2 separate regions of the Mus musculus genome follow, and region 2 is linked to region 1. The links are chromatin loops, found by intact Hi-C in ENCODE. Cell type or tissue: heart. All regions are shown on one strand.

Region 1 (2,500 bases):
AATTTTATCTGTATTATTGTTGAGGATCAAATTACTCAGACACGTGGTAAGCACTCACATCACCAATATACAGCCCAGACTGGGAGTGGGGGCACGGGACTGCAGAGATGGCTAGATAAAGTGATTGTTCACAGGTGGGACCTGAGTTCGACTCCCTGGATTCTGTACAAAGTTAGGCAAGAGTAGGTGCGCTGACGGAGAGAAGAGAGGCGGAGACAGGAGAATTTCCACAAGTTCATGAGCCAGCAAGCTCTCACCCACGGCACAAACAAAAGACCTCACGTCACGAAAGGTTGGGAAGGAGAGGACAGGCACCCAAGGTTGTCCTCTGTCCTGCACTTGTACACACACACAGACACACAGATACAAACACACACATACACAGACACACACACAGACACACAGACACACACACACACACACACACACACACACACACACGTGTGCACACACACATCATATACACATAACAAGAAAAAAACAGATGGAAAGTGACCTAGAGAATATTTCGTACTGGAAGAGCCTAACTTCTCCTGAGATGACCCACGCGTGACTCCCTTCCTCCCCGTAGGGCATGCTCCCTTCCTCTCCCTAGGGCATGCTCCTTTCTGCCTACCAGACAAACCAGCTGATCGATGTGCAGGCCTTTCTCCCTGTGGGCTTTGAGGATCCGGACAAGAAGGCAGCTCAAGAGGTTCCTCTTCTGTTCCAAGGTCCGGCCCTCATCCTTTTCTACACTGAGATACGTCTGGGGAGGTATCAGCCACAGGACCTCTTCATGGGTCTGGGACCTAGGCTCACGAAGCCGCAGCACCCCTGGAATCCAGTCCCGATTAGGTACCCAAGGACAGGGAGGGGACACGTGAATGAAGACTCTACTATGCTCGCATTTTCTGGTATAGTCTCCCCCACCCTCTGGGCCTCCCAGCATACCACAGAGGTTCAGCAGAGACCCTGATTACTTACCGCCCTGTGGATAGTCCTGAGTCTCCTCCAGTGTTAAAGGACCATTGTCAGAGGTGAGGGGCAGAAGGGCCTGGTGCAGGAGCTCTGGGGAGAGGTCAGAATTCCTCAACAAGGTCTCTACTGACACCTCCTGGTAAGGAGAAACAGTGCTCGTCAGACATGAAGCAAAGAAGGAGAGAGCAGAGGCAGGCAGAAGAGGAGCCTGGGGGGGGTGCCGGGGGCGACACAAAAGAGGCACCTCTGATTGGTTAAAATTCAGCAGCAGCCACATCTGTACAGTGGACACGTGCAGGGTCTGGTCCCCAAACTGCAGCTCAGCCCGGCCCAGCCATGTCCACTGAAGTCGCCGGTGTGGTCCTATGTCCAAGACTGGGCAGTTCTGACCTAGGGAAGTGTCAAGGAGATGGGGTACAGTCAAGGAGGAGGGGAGTAAAGGGTAGCAGTGTAAGAAAAATACAAACAGTATTTTCATGTTTGTGAGTTGTAATGATACTGGTATATATTTTAAAAACCTCACCGACTATCTTTGGAGTATTCTAACGAATCAATTCAGAACTTTAAAAACAAACAAACAAACAAAAATAGCTGTCAGGTGTGGTAGTAAATGCCTTTAGTCCCAGCACTTAGGAGGCAGAGTCATGAGTCTCTCTGTGAGTTCAAAGCTAGCCTGGTCTATACAGAGCGACCCAGGCTAGCCAGGGCTACATAGTTAAAAAAAAAAAAAATCAAAAGATATCCAAAACAAAAACATATCTAGAGGGGAAAGGGCAGATTCAGTCATTCCTGTAAAAATTACTTCAAAAGAGCTAAGCAGCTGGTGAGAAGCCTCTCTCTATAGAGGAAGCATCCCGCTAACACATGAAGACACAATGACACATTAGTCTCACTATTTCCTATGTGCTAATGAAGTGGGAGGCATGAGGAGCTTGAGATGGCACTTGGATGGTGCTCAGTTGGTAGAGTGCCGACCCTGGTATACACAGGACCCTGGGTCCTGTCCCTATACCACATTCATCAAGTGTGGTTCCAATGCCTGCAACCCTAACTCAATGAGATCAGAGTTGAAGGTCAGTCTCGGTAACATAGTGAATTTAAGCTCAGCCTAAGCTACAAGGAACCAAAACCCCCAACACCAAACAAAAGCGGATTGTGCTGAAGAGCTTGGTGATCCACTGGTCTCTCAAACCAGAATCCAAGGAAGCCTGCAGCCCCATTTCCTACCCAAATAACTGTTGAGAGAGGGACAGGGGGACCCAGCCTGATGGAGTCACTAGCACTAACCACCAGATGCACCCTGCTGTGGGCCTTGTTTTGGATCCCTATTAAGCAAAGCACACAAGAAGAAGACAGAAAATCAGGACAACCAGGGAAATACAAAAAGTGTATAGCAGATGATGCTGGGAGGGAAGGCCTGTAACTCCTACAGCATCTGATAGGGGTGATGCAGTGACCTTTGGAAAACCCGTCGCTTTTAGATATGGGGTAGGAGAATGTGGCACTGGGCCATGGGCTGATATGCTGGAGTTTATTCTGT
Region 2 (2,500 bases), 74 kb before region 1:
CTTCCTATTGCCACCTCTGAAGGAGCTCTACGTGCACATCTCTGTGCTGTACTTCTGTATAGGGGCCTGTATAGGGTCCTAATGTTTGGATGGCAAGTATTTTATCAACTGAGATATCTTCCAAGATGTCCATAGTTTTTCTTTTATTTTCTTTCCTCTTTTTTTTTTCCAGGCAGGAACTTACATAACCCAGACTGCCTTTAAATTTCATTGTGTAGCTGAGCATGACCTAGAACTTCTGACTGTTATGCCTCTGCCTCCTGAGTATTGTGGATAGAGGTATGCACCATCGCCACTGTCTACTAAGTACTGGAGATAAACCCAGGGCTTTGTGTATGGCAGGCAAGCACCAACTGAACCAATCCCCAGCCTGTCTCTTGGTCTTCTTGTTCTTTGTTTGTTTGTTTCTATTATTTTTAGTTGTGTGGGTGTGGGTTTGGATGTATGTATCTGTGTTCGGGTGTGTCTGTGTGTGTCTGTGTATCTGCCTGTGTGTGTTTCTCTGTCTGGGTGTTTAGATGTATGTATCAATGTTTGGGTGTGTCTGTTTCTATGTCTGTGTCTGTGCCTAGGTGTATATCAGTGTCTGTGTATGTGCCTATGTCTGTGTGTCTTTGAGTATGCCTATGAGTATATGAGTGTGTGTGTGTGTGTGTGTGTGTGTTTGGGTGTATGTATCTGTGTTTGGGTGTGTCTGTGTCTATGTGTGTGTCTCTGTCTATGCCTATGTGTGTTATCTGTGTCTGTGTCTCTGTGTGTCTTTGAGTATGAGTGTGCGTATGTATGTGTGGCCCACAGGAGCTAGAGGTGTCTGATCTCTGAGAGCTGGACTTACATATCTCCTCCAGAAGAGCAGCGTATGCTAACAGCTGAGCCGTCTCTCCAGCCCCCACTTTTGCATCTTAGTCTCTAACTAACCGCACAGCTGCTCGCCATTCTCACCAGATGCTAATGATGCCCGGAACACATGGCAGAGTGGCAGCTAGCAGAAGCCACCGCCAGCTCCGTATCAGGTACCCAACCAGGGTCAGCAGCAGCACCCCTCCTGTCCAGAAGGTGGTGCTGATGACCCCAGCCACAGTGCGGTGCTCCACATCCAGCCACTCTAACTCTGGGGACAGAGAGACCATTAGCAGGGGCCAAATGGACCCATCTTCCTCCACCCCCCCACCCCACCCCACCCCCGCAGCCTCCCTCCAGGCCTCGCCTCACCCAACGGAAGTACAATGATGGTAAAACCAGCCAGGGCTGAGCCGGTGAGCATGCGGGTGGTGACAAACATGATGTAGTTGACCGAGGCTGCAGACATCAGGCCCAGCGCCAGGGTGCTCACGTAGGCCACCAGCAGAAGCCGGCGCCGGCCAAACCTGCCAAGGGCCATGCGAGGTCAGGTCCCCACAGGGATGCCCAGATACAGGTGATGAGGCCTGTCCCCAACACCGGTCCCTTATTTCACCTGTCAGACAAGTATCCGTACACCACAGCCCCCAGCAGCACGCCGATGAAGAAGCACGTGGATGTAACTTTGTTCAGGCCTCTCTGCTGACACACCAGATCCCACTGCAGAGACAGGCGGGTAAGTTGTCGGATCTGTAAGAGCCCCTCTCCAGCCACGATGTCCCTCCTCTCCAGACTCCCAGGCAGCCCTGACCGTTTCAGAAGATTCCCCCATCCCTAGCTATCAACCTCAGCACTAGAAAGGGAAGACTTTGCCTCTCCCTAGTCCTAGAGCTCAGTGCTTTCCCACAGAGGTCCATCACGGCCACCAAGGAATCCTGTTGTCTCTCCGCAGGGAGACTCCACCCACCCTTCCTCTCGGGATGACTCAGGTAAATCTCAGACCTGGGACAGGAATGAGGCAGAGGGGAGAAAAGGATGGAGGCTTCCACAGTTTCTCTATCTTTTACTACAGAGATGTCCTTTTCAGCCTCTGTTCCAACTCCCTGGAGCTGCCTTAGCCCTTGGGTAAATTATAGTAAACGAACTGAACCCAGCTTTAAAGCTACAGGCTGGTCTCCACACGGGAATGAAAGTCCTTAGAGTGCAAGAAGGTTCTCTCCGGTCCCCTGCCCCCAAGGTAATGGCTGGCTCAACCCACTCACATATCCCGCACCCTCTGGGCTTGGGTACCTCAGTTGCAATGGTGGAAGAGAATTCTGAGCGGTCGTACTCCCAGCCCTGGGAGCAGGGCACTGTGAGGGGCTCACCCTCAGGCTCCCCAGAGTTGTACACCTCTGTTCCCAAGGTGACATTGGGAAGAGCCTGGGGATAGGCAAAGCGGAGGCAGGAACTAAAGCTGCCGTCAGTCTCCCGGGGTAGATGGGTTTTCAGCCACAAGTCCTGGTGACTGAGGTTGGCTGGGGCATCAGGCAGGGCACAATGATGGGCAGGCACAGCAGCCATGAAGATGGGCAGGAGAAAATGCATCGGGAGCAGGAATCGGGGCAGGGCCAGCAGCACCAGATTCCGCAGTTGGAAAGGCCCAAAGCCACCCACCTTG

What was found. A loop is a pair of places that touch in the nucleus more often than their neighbours do. Peaks named below come from ENCODE experiments on the same cell type or tissue, not always from the same donor. Only the 100,000 strongest peaks of a DNase experiment are listed, where the experiment ranks them.
Region 2: it touches region 1 in a loop (9-fold over the local background); 11 of 42 quality-filtered maps call a loop at or near these places.

Annotation. Positions count from the first base shown.
Region 1 is chr17:46,510,235-46,512,734 of GRCm38, forward strand. It overlaps Cul9 (cullin 9), which reads right to left. Exons shown (of 41, transcript NM_001081335.2): 27 at 1,205-1,350; 28 at 967-1,096; 29 at 617-816. Among named protein-coding and RNA genes, the nearest start is that of Dnph1, 15 kb to the left of the region's middle. In heart, a CTCF peak has its summit at 1,091 (motif pointing left); no DNase peak of the experiment used is centred here.
Region 2 is chr17:46,435,867-46,438,366 of GRCm38, forward strand. Slc22a7 (solute carrier family 22 (organic anion transporter), member 7) reads right to left here. Exons shown (of 10, transcript NM_144856.2): 1 at 2,131-2,500; 2 at 1,457-1,560; 3 at 1,213-1,367; 4 at 943-1,111. Gm36541 (a long non-coding RNA gene) reads left to right here and starts at 1,185. Exons shown (of 3, transcript XR_385613.3): 1 at 1,185-1,576; 2 at 1,793-1,829; 3 at 1,913-2,214. In heart, a CTCF peak has its summit at 1,045 (motif pointing right); no DNase peak of the experiment used is centred here; H3K4me3 peaks cover 357 bases; H3K27me3 peaks cover 2,264 bases.